Linked DNA regions of Homo sapiens: region 2 is linked to region 1. Evidence: chromatin loops called from intact Hi-C (ENCODE). Cell type or tissue: GM12878. All regions are shown on one strand.

Region 1 (8,000 bases):
CCACAAGAACAGTGTCTGCATTTGAGTGGAAAGAACATGTGTACAAGTGAGGACTTGCCCCACTTCAAGATGAGAATTTCTGATCCATAGACAGTCTGCTTTGGGAGTTGATGAAATCTGAAGTGTGGCCTTTTATAGGAAGCTTTTTCAAGATTTTAGGTTTCACTTTGAGAGAAACATGATATAGGAGGAAACTGGGCTGGATCAAACAGTCACCATCTGTATTTGCATTTAACATACAGAAATCATAAAATTTTAAGGCTGGAGAAGACTTGACCAGATGACAATCTGGTCCTTCTCCCTTCTTCCTATACGCGAGGAAGATCTGAAGGAATTAAGTCATGAATAACCTCAGTCACCATCTATTGAGTAACTGAGATTAAACTCAAGTGTACTGACATCCAGGAAGTAATTCAGTTCCTCTTACTCCACTTGTAACCTGAAAGGCATTTGGGAGAAACTATGTAAGACTTGGAGAAAATATAGAGCTCGGGCCTGTAATCCCAGCACTTTGGGAGGCCGAGGCGGGTGGATCACCAGAGGTCAGGAGTTCGAGACCAGCGTGGCCAATATGGTGAAACCCCATCTCTACTAAAAATACAAAAAATTAGCTGGAAGTAGTGGCAGGCACCTGTAATCCTAGCTACTTGGGAGGCTGAGGCAGGAGAATCACTTGAACCTGGGAGGCAGAGGTTGCAGTGAGCCCAGCTCATGCCATTGCACTCCAGCCTGGGCAACAAGAGCAAAACTCTGTCTCAAAAAAAAAAAAAAAAAAAAAAAAGAAAATATGTTATTTTCTTTGTATGATTATTACCTATAAAAATACAAAAATAATTTCAAACGCTATAAAAATTTTTAAGTTTCTAAATGGTTTAACATGTGTTAAAGCCATCTTTGTCTCATAACCACCTGTAACCTATGACATGTTCAATGAGAAACCTTCCAGAAGCAACTCACACTGGGAGTTGGTCTAGACCTCTGAAGTGGAGTGTAACTGATAAGGAAAAAAGAAGCTCTAGATGTCTCTCTTGAACCCCCATTCCCACCAAAAAGGCCGGGCTTATATGTCTGGGAGTTGCCAAGGGCAAAAGAAACTTGGAGGCTTAAGACTGGCAATGGCCAGGCCAGGGCAGTCTAGCCCAGCATGTCAATTCTACTGTGGGTCCAAGGCAAGGATTCTAGATCCAGAGTACCCATGAGCTGGGGACAGAAAAAAAGGAGAGGGGACAGGAAAGTCTGGGAGCAAACAGGTAGGAACCAGACACATAGAACTGTTCCCACCTAGGAATAAGCCCATCACTCTCTAACTGTCTCAGCATGGATGGTCTATGGTCTAGGCTGTAAAGTGTATCCATCCTAAAATATGGAAATACTAACGTAAGATCAGACTTTGACAAAATAAATGCATGGGGACTACAAAGTGACTGAATGCTTAAAAGGGTGGAAGTAGGAACGGAGTGGGGAATGGAAGATGTCAGAGAAGAAAGCAAACTCTTCTTAATGGGGCAGTATTGATGAAAATGAGCCTTTGCTACTCAATGCTTTTATCTGCCTTTCACTGACTCATCACTTATACCCTTTTTTTTAGCTAATACATCTTTAATAGGCTTCATTTTTTAGAGCAGTTTTAGGTTCACAGCAAAATTGAATGGAAAGTACAGAGAGTTCCCAGATACCCCCTACCTCCCCACACATAGCCTCCCCAACTGTCAACATCTAGCACCAGAATGACATATTTGTTATAATCGATGAGCCTACATTGACACATCATTATCACTAAAAGTCCATAGTTTACACTAAGGTTCACTCTTGGTGCTGTTCATTCAATGGGTTTTGAAAAATGTATGATGACATGTGTCCACTATTATAATATTATACAAAACAGTTTCACTGCCCTGAAAATATTATGTGTTCTGCCTAGTCATCCCTACCTCCCTGCTAACCTCTGGCAAACACTGATTGTTTTACTATCTCCATAATTTTTGTATTTTTCCAGAATGTGATATAGTTGGAACCATACAGTATGTAGCCTTTCAAACTGGCTTTTTCACTCAGTGACATGGATTTAAGGTTCTTCCATATATTTTAATGCCTTAATAGCTCATTTCTTTTAGCACCGAAAAATATTCTATTGTTTGGATGTCCCACAGTTTATGTATCCATTCCTCTACTGAAGGACATCTTTGTTGTTTCCAAGTCTTGGCATTTATGAATAAAGGTGCTGTAAATAGCCATGGACAGGTTTTTGTGTGGACATAACTTTTCAACTTATTTAGGTAAATACCAAGGAAGGTAACTGCTGGATCATATGGTAAGAGTATGTTTGATTTTGTAAAAAAAACTGCCACACTATCTTGCAAAGTGGTGCAGCCACTTTGCATTTAGTAGTTTGCATTTTTCTAATGGCATATGATATTATATCGAGCATCTTTTCATATACTTGTCATCTCTGTATGGTCTTTGGTGAGGTCTCTGTTAAGGTTTTTTGCCCATTTTTTAATCAGGTTGTTCATTTTTAATTGTTGAGTTTTAAGAGTTCTTTGTATATTTTAGATAACAGTCCTTTATCACATATGTCATTTGCAAATATTTTCTTCCATCTGTGGCTTATCTTCTCATTCTCTTGCAGAGCAGAAGTTGTAAATTTTAATGAAGTTTAGCTTACCAACTTCTTATTTCATGGATCATGACTTTAGTATTGTATTTTAAAAGTCATTGCCATACCCAAGGTCATCTAGATTTTTTTCCAGGGTTATTATCTAGGAGATTTTAATAGTTTCACATTTTACATATAGGTCTATGATCCATTCTGAATTAATTTTTGTGAAGGGTGTAAAGTCTGTGTCTAGATTCAATTTTTGTTTTCCATTTGGATGTTCCATTGTTCCAGCACCTTTTGTTGAAAAGTTTCTCTTTTTCTCTATTTTATTGCCTTGTTACTTTGTCAAAGATCAGTTTTATTATATTTATGTAAATTATTTCTGGCTTCTCTATTCTGTTCCATTGATCTATCTGTCTATTCTTTCACCACTATCACACTGTCTTTGTTATGGTATAGTGTTGGTCCTCTGACTTCGTTCTTCTTCTTCAATATTGTGTTGGCTATTCTGGGTCTTTTTCCCTTCCTATAAACTTTAAAATCAGTTTGTTCATGTTCACAAAATATATTGCTGGGCTTTTTATTGAGAATGCATTAAATCTATAGATCAAGTTGGGAAGAATTGAAATCTTGACCAGATAAGTCTTCCTGTCCATGAACATGGAATATCTTTCCAATCATTTAGATCTTTTTAAATTTTTCTTATCAGAGTTTTATACTCTTCATTATCTAGAACTTCTTCATATATTATTAGATTTCTACCAATTTCATTTTGGGGAATGCTGATGTAAATGGTATTGTGGTTTTTATTTCAAATTTCATTTGTTCATTGCTGGTATATGAGAAAGCAATTGACTTTTTTTTTTTTTTTTTTTTGGAGACAGGGTCTTACTCTGTCACCCAGGCTGGAGCACAGTGGCATGGTCATGGCTCACTGCAGCCTTGACCTCCCAAGCTCAAGTGATCCTCCCACCTCAACCTCCCAAATAGCTGAGACTACAGGCACATGCCACAGTGCCCGGCTAATTTTTCTATTTTTTGTAGAGACATGGTTTCACCATGTTGCCCAGGCTGGTCTCGAACTCCTGGGCTAAAGCAGTTTACCACCTCAGCCTCCTAAAACTGCTGGGATTATAGGCGTGAGCCACTGCACTTGGTTGCAATTGACTTTTGGATGTTAACCATATCCTGCACTAGTTCCAGGAGTTCTCCTTGTTGATTCTTTCAGATTTTCTAAATATACAAATTTTAAAGTTTTGTTACACCAATTTCTTCTTTCAGTTTTTGTCACTGAAGCAGCAGAGGTAGGGGAAAGGGATTTGTGGACAGAGACAATTTTTCTTCTGATTCCCCAGGCTGAACTGAGCAGAGCTGGAATTCAGATCACAGGATACCTGGAAGGGTGGCCAGTGGAAAGGAGAGATAGTGGGGAATAAGATAATTACCCACTTTCCCGATTTTTTTTGCCTGATTCTCAGCTATTGAGTCCTACCTCCCTTTCCCCGATGCTTTCTTTGCCCAAACAGCCGTGGATGGTTGGAGATCTTCTCTCATTCTCAGGGCTCTGGACAATGCCTCCAAAATTTCTAATGCAGAACTGGCTGGTCCTCAAGTTTGTTCTTCTGCAATCCTGGCTACCCAGCTGGTCTCCAAAGTCTCTTCAGTTAAGCAATCTGGGGCTGGGGGGTGGGGAGATCTTTGCGGCTTTATCCTACCCTTCACGTCCAACCACCCAGCAAGCCTGGGCCAAGTCAAGCAGCCCCTACAAGCAATATCCTACCAATGTGTATTCAACATTGATTTGGTCAGGATATGGAGAAATGTATTATTTTTTAATCAATAAAAAGTCTAAGTAGAAACAGATTTTTAAAATAATCCACTTCTACTAGCTGAAGAACAGGAAATGTTCTAAAAAAAGTTTAATGATCAGTTCCCATTTTTCTGAAGCTCATCTTCTCACTTCAGTTTTGTTTATTCGTAATTTTAAGAACAAGAAATCATTTTGAGAGGTATATGAAAGGGTGAGTTAAACCACTCATTCTCGGGAAACAGCACTAGGCCACCTACTGTTGACTCAGAAGTTTCAACTGACCAAGAGTGCACAGGTGCATCTCAAAAATATCCATTTTAGATGCGCTGCTGCTAATAAAGTGTTGTTTTCATTTCCTTTTGAGAACTGTCAAAAGACAAAATTACAACAAATGTAGTTAAGTGATCTAATTGGCTTTTATTTGTGATGAATGGATCAGGGTACTATCTCCCATAAAAATTTAGAAAAGGTGGCTGGGCACCATGGCTCATGCCTGTAATCCCAACACTTTGGGAGGCCAAGGCAGGAGGATCACTTGATCCCAGAAGTTTGAGAACAGCCTGTGTAACAGAGAGAGACCCCCATCTCTACCCAAAATCAATCAATCAATAAAATAAAAAATTTAGAAAAGGTGATCTGATGAGCTAAGCAGAAGAGGTGGGCTTTATAGGCAGAAAAGGGGTTAAAAAAAAGCAGAAATAAGGAACAAAAAGTGAATCGGTCATTTCAAAGTTACTTTCCTTATCGGATTAAAGCAGGGGGTACTCCTTTATCATGCCAGCTAAAACTGGCCTGTTAGGGGATTTGGCTATGCTGTCTTTCCCTCTTTCTCTCTCTCCCCCTTAGTTTCTTGAAAGGTAGATGACTTAGTTTCTGTTTGGTGACATGAAACTTTAGCATGAGTGACTCCATTTTGGTTTGATCTGTAGAGGCCCAGTCCAAATCAATAGCATCGTACAAATTTTATTTAAAAGAATAGTGCTGCTGGGCGTGGTGGCTCATGCCTGTAATGCCAACAATTTGGGAGGCTGAGGCCAGTGGATCACTTGAGGTCAGGAGTTTGAGACCAGCCTGGCCAACATGCTGAAACTCCATCTCTACTAAAAAATACAAAAATTAGCCAGGCATGGTGGTGTGTGTCTGTAGTCCCAGCTACTCAGGAGGCTGAGGCATGAGAATTGCTTCAGCCTGGGAGGTGGAGGTTGCAGAGATTGCACCACTGCATTCCAGCCTGGGCGACACAACGAGACTCTGTCTCCATTAAAAAAAATAAAAAAAGGATAGTGTCTACCTCAGTGAGACTGGAGCCAGTTTTTAGCTCCACAGCTACATAAGGAGTTGATAGAAAAACTGGAGTAATGAACACTGTTTTCCAGTTCATCTCACTGGTGTGTGGAGTTGATTTGGTTTTGCCAGTGTTATTTAGCATCCTTTTAAAATCACCCCTCCCCAACCCATCTCCTCGTACAGCTGCCCACAGGCCTGGCTCAGAAATCTGTCTCAGAAACTGAGTACCACCTAGTCTAGTCACAGTTTCTTTATGAACTACTCTGCCTTGGCTCACTGACTTGAAGTTGACAACTTACTCTTGAATAATTTAACTCCTTTCTTGGAACTGACTCCTTCTTCAGACTTCTCTTAACTTTCACTTCTGCATGTGGGAAGAAAGTAAAGGTATTAGAGACACACTGTGTAACTGGCTACAGGGTACATGGACCTTATTTCCCCCTCCCTGACAGCAAGGGCTTGTACTCAGCCTGATGTCTGGGCATAATATAAACCTAGCTTGATCTCTATTCATCACAGTCTCCACCTTTACTTACTTGAGTGTGATGATTTGTTTGAGATGTTTTGCTTTACTCATGAGGGTATGGAAATACGAAAAAAAGATAGATTGACTCATACTGTAATTCTACACTGATACATTGCAGCAATATTAACATTAATTCAATTTAAAATTCCACATTCCACATGTGTATTTGGCAATGTAGTTCTGGGAGGTAATTTGGAAATACATATCAAAACCTTAACAATAGTTACATTAGTCAAGAGCCTTGATTGCCAAAGACAGAAAGCCAGTTCAGATTAGTTTAAATAAACAGGGAAATTTATTAGGTCAAATAATTGGACAAGTCTAGGGAAGCACCTTGCTTCGGTCATGGCTGAGACCAGGAACTGAAATGATGGCATCAGGCTGGGCGCAGTGGCTGACACCTCTAATCCCAGCACTTTGGAAGCCTGAAGCAGGAGGATCGCTTGAGGCCAGGAGTTCCAGACGAGCTGGGGCAACATAGTGAAACCCTATCTCTACAAAAATAAAAATAAATTAGCCAGGCATGGACGTGCACACCTGTAATCACAGCCACTGGGGAGGCTGAAGCAGGAGAATGGCTTGAACCCAAGAGTTTGAGGCTGCAGTGAACCATGAACGCGTCACTGCACTCCAGCCTGGGTGACAGTGAGACCTTGTCTCAAAAAAAAAAGAAAGAAAGAAAGAGAAAAAAGATGTCAGTAGGAATCCCCCTTTGTCACTTCATTATTTAGCTCTGCTTTCTTCCATGTTGGCATCAAGAGGGCCCTCATCAGTCCCAACCTTAAATGATTTTTGGTGCCATTTAAGAATTTCAGAAGGAAAGAGATGTTTTCATCCAAGAGTTATTATCAGACCTAGAAAATTTCCCTCTTATTGGCCCTACTTAGATCATATGCTCACTCCTGGACCAGTCACTGTGCCTGGAGTGGTAGGAGACAGGGCACTCTGATCAGTCCCAGCCATGTGATGAAACATTTTACCAGTTGTGGGAGAGGCAGATACTAAAAGGCAATGAGAGAGTGAGGTAGGAGGTCAGTTCTATCATGTGAAAATGAGAAGAAACTCTAGGCAGGCAGAAACAAGTGATATCAAAATACAATGTTCATTCTCGTCTATGAATATTTACCCTTAAGAAATAATCAGAAGTGTGAGAGAGTTATGCAGTTATTCCTCACAGAATTATGTATAATAATAAAAATTGGCTGAACATGGTGGCTCACGCCTGTAATCCCAGCATTTTAGGAGGCTGAGATGGGTGGATCACTGGGGCCCAGGAGTTCAAGACCAGCCAGGCAACATAGGGATACCCCTGCACTACAAAAAAAAAAAAAATTAAAAAATTAGTCAAGCTTCGTGGCACATGCCTGTAGTCCCAGCTACTCAGGAGGCTGAGGTGGGAGGATCACCTGAGCCAGGGAGGTTGAGGCTGCAGTGAGCCATGATCACGCCACTGCACTCCAGCCTGGGTGACAGTGAGACCTTGTCTCAAATAATACAATCTAGAAAGAATTGGAATGTTTAATAGTAAGGGATTTCTTGAATAAATTGGTACCTGGATTCAACAGAACACTATGTGGCCTTTGAAAAGTATTATAGAGGAAAACTCAGCGACATGAAAAAATGTTCAAGGTATCTTGTTAGGCACAACAACAGTATGCGAATCATGATCCCAATTTGTGTGTGTGTGTGTGTGTACATACACACACACACACACACACATATCTTTTTATATACATTTTATGCATATTATATACATTTTATCTATTTAAAACATAACA
Region 2 (8,000 bases), 60 kb after region 1:
ATCCAGACTCTACAAAGAACTTAAACAAATTTACAAGAAAAAAAACAAACAATTCCATCAAAAAGTAGGTGAAGGATATGAACAGATACTTCTCAAAAGAAGACATTTATGTGGCCAAGAAACATATGAAACAAAGCTCATCGTCACTCGTCATTAGAGAAATGCAAATCAAAACCACAATGAGATACCATCTTACACCAGTTAGAATGGCAATCATTAAAAAGTCAGGAAACAACAGATGCTGGAGAGGATGTGAAGAAATAGCAACACTTTTACACTGTTGGTGGGACTGTAAATTAGTTCAACCATTGTGGAAGACAGTGTGGTGATTCCTCAAGGATCTAGAATCAGGAATACCATCTGACCCAGCAATCTCACTACTGGGTATACACCTAAAGGATTATAAATCATTCTACTATAGAGACACATGCACACGTATGTTTATTGCAGCACTATTCACAATAGCAAAGACTTGGAAGCAACCCAAATGCCCATCAATGATAGACTGGATAGAGAAAATATGGCACTTATACACCATGGAATACTATGCAGCCATAAAAAAGGATGAGTTCATGTCCTTTGCAGGGGCATGGATGAAGCTGGAAACCATCATTCTCAGCAAACTAACACAGGAACAGAAAACCAAACACCACATGTTCTCACTCATAAGTGGGTATTGAACAATAAGAACACATGGACACAGGGAAGGGAACATCACACACTGGGGCCTGTCAGGGGGTGGGGGACTAGGGGAGGAGTAGCATTAGGAGAAATACCTAATGTAGATGACAGGTTGATAGGTGCAGCAAACCACCACGGCACATGTATACCTATGTAACGAACCTACACGTTCCGCACATGTATCCCAGAACTTAATGTATAATAAAAACCAAAACCAAACAAACAAAAAATAGCCACAATATGGAAACATCCAGCATATCCATCAACAGATGAGTGAGTTTTAAAATGTGGTATATATACACAATAGAATACTGTTCATCCTAAAAAAAAAAAATAGGAAATTCTGTCATTTGTAACAACATGGATGAACTAGAGGACATTATGCTAAGTGAAATAAGCCAGGCACAGAAAGACAAATACCATATGATCTCACCTATTTGTGGAGTCTAAAAAAAGTCAAACTCATAGAAGTAGAGGGTAAGGCCAGGTGCGGTGACTCATGCCCGTAATCCCAGCACTTTGGGAGGCTGAGGCAGGTGGATCACTTGAGGCTGGGAGTTCAAGGCCAGCCTCGCCAACATGGTGAAACCCTGTCTCTACTAAAAATACAAAAATTAGCTGGGTGTGGTGTCATACGCCTGTAATCCCAGGTACTCAGGAGGCTGAGGCACAAGAATCGCTTGAACCCAGGAGACGGAGGTTGCAGTGAGCCGAGATCTCACTAGAGGCCAGTGGGGGTGGAGGTGGTGGGGAAAGGGGAGGGATTGGTCAAGTGGTACAAAGTTTCAGTTAGGAGTAATAAGTTCTAGTGATCCATTATTGCATAGCCTGGTGACCATAGTTAGTAATACTTTATTATATATTTCAAAACAGTAAAAAAAAAAAGAGGATTTTTAATGTTCTCACCATGAACGAAAAATGTTTACAATACATAAAATGTTTACAATACAAAAAATACTTTTTCTTAAAGCAAAAATACTTTACTTACTGTACTTCCCATTTTTCGAAAAATAGATGCATAAACAATAGTCTAGAAAGCTATGTCTAGATAGTAGGATCTTGCATGATTCTTTCTTTGAAGTGCCTACATGTGTTTTCTGATTTGGTACAACAACATGTATAAATTCTATATATAAAAGTGCCACACCAAGCTCACAGTGTAGATCCTGAAACTAGATCTCACAACAGCTGCTTTATTTGGTAAGTGATCTCAAGGAATAGGAGGGGGGAGGTGGAAGAGTGACACTGGGCTGGAAGGAAAGCCAAATCAAGGATGGGTTATAAAGCTGACCACCACCATGGGAAACTGAGGTGTTCTTTCTAGAAATCCTTCCAAAGAGCCATGTAGAATGAACCTCATCATTGTCTGCCTGAGGGAGATAAGATGGAAGGATTTATCCACGGCTTCTCTCCCCACTGGTCAAAGGTGTTCAGTTCCTCCTATTTCCAGATTTGCACATTTGACAGAAGGGCTAAGAAGGCTGCTGCAGGTGTCCCACTGACTACATCAGAGAAGCCTCAGGGCAGAAAACAACAGCTTGACAGAGCAGCTGGAGTGAGCTGCTGAAATGTAACTGAAGTGAAAAGGAGGAGGTGAGAGGGTGAGCATACATGCACCTTATATAATATAATGTTGTATAACATTAGAGATGGAAATATCTAGTTTTTCAAGCTGTGACTTTCTTGTTAATTAGAATATTATAAGTCCCATGAGTAAGAGCAATTGTAACAGAAAAGGCCAAATGGAAGCCCCTGAAACTGCCAAATCCCCATCCAGCCAAGATAGTAAATAAAAACCATATCACATCTCCAAGGGACATAGAAGAGATTACAGCCACCCTCAAAGACTTAAAGGATGCAAGGGTAGTTGTTCCCATTGAGTTACCATTCTCGCATCTATAAAAACCAGATGGTAAATGACTGTGTACTTTTTTAGTTTAACAAAGGAGTAGTCCCAATTGCAGCTACTGCACTGGGTGTGATATCTTTACTAGAGAAGATTAATACAGCCTCTAGTATGTAGTATGCCATCATTGATCTGATGAAATAGTCTTTTCATACCAATCAAAAAAGAGGATCAATGCAGTTTGCATTAGCAGGAAATGACAATGGTATAAATTCACAGGATTGCCCCAGGACTATATTAGTTCTTCTCTTATTTTCTGTCATAGGGATCTATACTATCTGGTCATTTCACAAAAATTACATTGGTCTACTATTTTGAGGATACATGATAATGAGCAAGATGTGGCATGTACTGTAGATGCCTTCATAGATATGTATAATCCAGAGGGCACAACATTAACCCTATGAAGATCCAGAGGCCTGCCAGATTAGGACAGGACATGTACTGATGGCCCCTTCAAAGTAAAAAGTAGTTTGCTGCATCTTTCACTGCCTACTTGTAAGAAAGAAGCACACCACTTGTTAGGCTCCCTTGGTTTTGCTTGTGGAACATTCCACACTGGTGGAATGCAGCTCCTGGCAGGCTACTGGGCCCCTATAGGCTGAGGACTTCACCACGGGACACCAAGTGGCCATATGGCCAGAACAGCTCATCATGAGCCAGATGATCTCAAAGACCCAAGTTACAAGGATAGGTGGGCTCAGCCGGAATCTAATGTAAGAGGAAGCAGTACACTGGAGAATGTGCTTGAGCAGGTGCACAAGGCACAGATAAGCTGCAGGAAAGGTGGCCAGGCTCCCTAAGCCCCCTGCTGTGGCACTGACTGACATCTCTTCCTTGGCTCTCACCAATGACTTCATGGTGGTTTTTCTATGACTAGCGAACAGAGGAGAGGAACTCAAGCTTGACTCACAGACAGGTCAGCTTGGTGAAGTTGGTAGGTGTTGATAATGGACTGATGCCCACAACACTCCCATTCACAAGTGACCTTGAAAGACCATAGTGTGGGCAAAGACAGCAGTGAGGCAAATCTTCTCAATGGAAAAGCCATTTTAGAAAAAATATTAAATTGCCTTTGTATATATTTATGTATTAACATTCTTACATGTATTACCTCTACTTGCAGATTTATATACGGCTTACAAATATTTTTATTGAGTATTGTTTAAGTGATCTGGATTTAAATCACACCATCGGTTTAAAAAAAATAGGCATTTTGATATTATTAACAATGTTGGCTGGGTGTAGTGGCTCACTCCTGTAATCCCAGCACTTTGGGAGGCCGGGAAGTTGGGAGGATCTCTTGAGCCCAGGAGTTTGAGACCAGCCTAGGCAACATAGCGAGACCTAGTCTGTACAAAAAAAAATTTTTAATTAGCCAGGTGTGATGGTGCATGCCTGTAGTCCCAGCTACTTGGGAGGCTGAGGTGAGAGGATTGCTTCAGCTAGGGAGGTTAAGGCTGCAGTGAGCGGTGATCACACCACTGCACTCCAGCCTGGGCAACAGTGTGAGACCCTGTCTCAAAAAACAAACAAACAAACAAACAAACAAAAACAATGTTAGTAGGAGAGAAAAGAAGGAGAAGACTTCTAAGACCATATGGAAATCATGCATAAGAAATAATAGGCTCTTAGGGAACTCTATTATTATTGCCTCAGCAAGGGGAGATTTGGTAGGCCTTGGCAAAACAACAAGAAGCCAAATTGGAATAAGAGAAAGACAACAGCATTTCAGAAACAAACAAATGCAGCTTTGAGTCAAGGCTCTGTCACTTCCAGAGAGTATGACTTTGGAAAAGTTATTTAACCTCTCTGGACCTCAGTTTCCTCCTTTGTAAAATGAGACTGATGATATCTTAACTAGATTCTTGATGGGCATATCAAGTACAGTTGTACAGCCTGTGAACAAGGGAACCTAGTGGAAGAGGTGAGAAGGGACTAGCATCCCACCTGAGCTCAGATCACTGGACAGCATCTATCTTGCAGAAGTTCTGTTTATAGTTTGCACAAGGCCCCTATAGGTTACCTCAGGCCTAGTTGTTCTAAGGATTTAAGAGACATCACATTTGTAAAGCACTTAGTAAGCAGCAATCAATGGTAGCTGCTATTGTATTCTGTCAGTTACTGAAAACCTACACGGCAAACAGAAGTCAGGACCCAGCTCTGTGTGATAGAGATGGCCACAACAGGAAGGGCAGGTCTCTGACAGAGTCTGCTTCCCCAGGGACTCTAAAGGACATAAGGGCAGGGACCTGTCTTACTCACCTCTGATGTTCCGGGCAGTTAGCTGACGATAAATTTTTGTTGAGTGATTGAGTAAACAGAAGGATCCTCTTCCCTTTTGTTTTTGTTTTTGAAAAAGTAACAGTAATAAAAACGTCTTTGAAAATATTTGCTTGGATGCGTTCTTGAGCGCCTTCTTCTCCTATGTTGGTTTTCAGTTCACCAGTTCTCAGACTGAGTTTTCTCGTTTTGAGGCCACTTACAGGGTAAATTTAGGTCTGTGTTCAGAGTATGTCACTTCACTGTCTTACATTTAGAAAGAGAATCCTCAAATAACAAAACCAAGCAATAACAACTCCACAGATTCTCCAAGCTTGTTCTTTGTCGTGTTTGCCATGTAATCAAACTTTCAGCCCCACAGAAGTGGAACTAAACCACCCATAATGTTACATTGATCAAACTTAAGTCTGATTTCTTTAGAGTCTTTCGGCTGATGCTTGTTGTCTCTTCCTTTCTTTTAGATTACTGAATGAGTCTGGCTCTTTAAATTACGCTTAGTGAACTCAATGATTGCTGAGGACAGCAACTAGGACTGGAAGAAATTGTCTGCTAAGTGGTAGAAAAACCCTCTCATGGTCCCACCCAGACTCCTCCTCATCTTCCAATGTGCACTGGAGACTCAAACCACACCATGACCCCGTTAGCAGCATAGGGAGGTTCCAGAATGGTCCTCTTCAGTGATAACGAGGGAATACATCTGAGGTAGGTTTCATCTTCCCCTAAACAAAACTGGCAATGGAATCTAGCAAAATAATCTTTTCAGTTTAACAAATTTAATTTTTCTATAGTTGCCTCTGAGTTAGGCAACTAGATCTAAAATATGATGTGATGTGATAAAATGCAATATGCCTTGCTAATATGGGTCACTTATTCTGTTTGTGTCCTACCCCTGTTCCACTGCTGGGTTGAATCCCTCACTTTCTCTTGGTTCACCAGTGACTAGGCTCATTAACTTGTCAGAATTAAACTTTACGTGTTGTGCTGCTAGTTTTTTTTTTTCTTTAACACAACCTATTTTTATTTCTTTTTAAAAAATTCAACTTTGATTTTAGATTCATGGGGTACATGTGCAGGCTTGTTACACTGGTATATTGCATGATGCTGAGGTGTGGGGTACAACTGACCCCTTCACCCAGGTAGTGAGGATAGTACCCAATAGGTAGTTTTCCAGTCCTTGCCCCTCTCCCTTCTTCCCCATTCTTGGAGTTCCCAGTGTCTATTGTTCTTATGTTTGTATCCATGTGTACCCAATATTTAGCTCCCACTTGTAAGTAAGAACATGTGGTATTTGGTTTTCTGTTCCTGTGTTAATTCTCTTAGAATAATGGCCTCCAGCTGCATCCTTGTTGCTACAAAGGACATGATTTTGTTCTTTTTGTGGCTGCATAGTATTCTATGGTGTATAAGTACCACATTTTCTTTAACCAATCCACCATGGATGGGCACCTAGGTTGATTTCATGTCTTTGCTATTGTGAATAGTGCTGTGATGGACATACAAGTGCATGTGTCTTTTTGGTAGAACGATTTCTTTTCCTTTGGGTATATACTCAGCAATGGGATTTCTGGGTTGAATGGTAGCTCTGTTTTGAGTTATTTGAGAAATCTCCAAAATGCTTCCCATGGCGGCTGAACTAATTTATTAATACATTCCTATCAGCAATGTGTAAGTGTTCCTTTTTCTCTGAAGCCTTGTCAGCATCTATTATTTTTTTACTTTTTATAATAGCCATTCCAACTGGTGTGAGATGGTATTTATTGTGGTTTTGATTTGCATTTCTCTGATGATTAGTCATGATGAGCATTTTTTAATGTTTGTTGGCTACCTGTATGTCTTCTTTTGAGAAGTGTCTGTTCATGTCCTTTGCTCATTTTTTAATGGAGTTGTTTTTTTGCTTGTTGACATGTTTAAGTTCCTTATAGATTCTGGATATTAGACCTTTGTTTGATGCATAGTTTGTGAAAACTTTCTCCCATTTCTGTAGGTTGTCTGTTTACTCTGTTGATAGTTTCTTTTGTTGGGCAGAAGCTCTTTAGTTTAATTAGGTCCCACTTGTCAATTTTTGGTTTTGTGATTGCTTTTGAGGTCTTAGCCATAAATTCCTTGCCCAGGCTGATGTCCAGAATGGTATTTCCTAGATTTTTTTTCTGGGGTTTTTATAGTTTGAGTTCTTACATTTAAATATTTGATCAGTCTTAATTTTTATACATGGTGACAGGTACGGATCTAGTTTTATTCTTCTGCATATGACTAGCCAGTTATCCTAGCATCATTATTAAAGGGAGTCCTTTCCCCATTGCTTCTTTTTGTCAGCTTTGTCAAAGATCAATTGGTTATAGGTGTATGATTTTATTTCTGGGTTCCCTATTCTGTTCCATTGGTCTGTGTGTCTGTTTTTGTACCAGTGCCATGCTGTTTTGGTTACTGCAGCCTTATAGAATAATTTGAAGTCAGGTAATGTGACGCCTCTGGCTTTGTTCTTTTTGCTTAGGATTGCTTTGGCGATTCAGGATCTTTTTTGGTTCCATGTGAATTTTAGAATAGTTTTTTTCTAATTCTTTGAAAAATGACGTTGGTAGTTTGATAGGAATAGTGTTGACTCTGTAGACTGATTTGGGCAATATGGCCATTTTAACAATATTGATTCTTCCAATTCATGAGCAAGAAATGTTTTTCCATTTGTTTGTGTCATCTCTGAGTTCTTTCAGCAGTGTTTTGTAGTTCTCCTAGAGATTTTTCACCTCCTTGGTTAAAGCTGTATCCCTAGGTATTTTATTTTTTGTGGCTATTGTAAATGGGATTGCATTTTTGATTTGGCTTGAACATTACTGGTGTATAAAAATGCTACTGATTTTGTACATTGGTTTTGTATCCAAACAACTTTACTGAAGTTGTTTATCAGTTCCAGGAGCCTTTTGGTAGAGTCTTCAGGGTTTTCTAGGTATAGAATCATATCGTCAGGGAAGACAGATAGTTTGACTTCTTTTCCTATTTGGATGCCTTTTATTTCTTTCTCTTGTTTGATTGCTCTGGCTAGGACTTCCAGTACTATGTTGAATAGGAGAGGTGAGAGTGGGCATTTTTGTCTTGTTCCAGTTCTTAAGAGGAATGCTTCCGGCTTTTGCCCACT

The links. A loop is a pair of places that touch in the nucleus more often than their neighbours do. Peaks named below come from ENCODE experiments on the same cell type or tissue, not always from the same donor. Only the 100,000 strongest peaks of a DNase experiment are listed, where the experiment ranks them.
Region 2: it touches region 1 in a loop (1.8-fold over the local background); 2 of 110 quality-filtered maps call a loop at or near these places.

What each region holds. Positions count from the first base shown.
Region 1 is chr12:27,218,465-27,226,464 of GRCh38, reverse strand. No RefSeq gene overlaps it. Among named protein-coding and RNA genes, the nearest start is that of STK38L, 22 kb to the left of the region's middle. RefSeq lists enhancers at 4,085-4,154, 5,814-5,883, 5,904-6,073, 6,214-6,263. In GM12878, a CTCF peak has its summit at 4,650; DNase peaks (open chromatin) are centred at 4,654 and 6,044; H3K4me3 peaks cover 1,386 bases; H3K27ac peaks cover 5,306 bases.
Region 2 is chr12:27,158,723-27,166,722 of GRCh38, reverse strand. It overlaps the pseudogene LOC124902904. Among named protein-coding and RNA genes, the nearest start is that of C12orf71, 80 kb to the right of the region's middle. RefSeq lists an enhancer at 2,111-2,170. In GM12878, no CTCF peak of the experiment used is centred here; DNase peaks (open chromatin) are centred at 4,774 and 5,055; H3K4me3 peaks cover 649 bases; H3K27ac peaks cover 2,509 bases.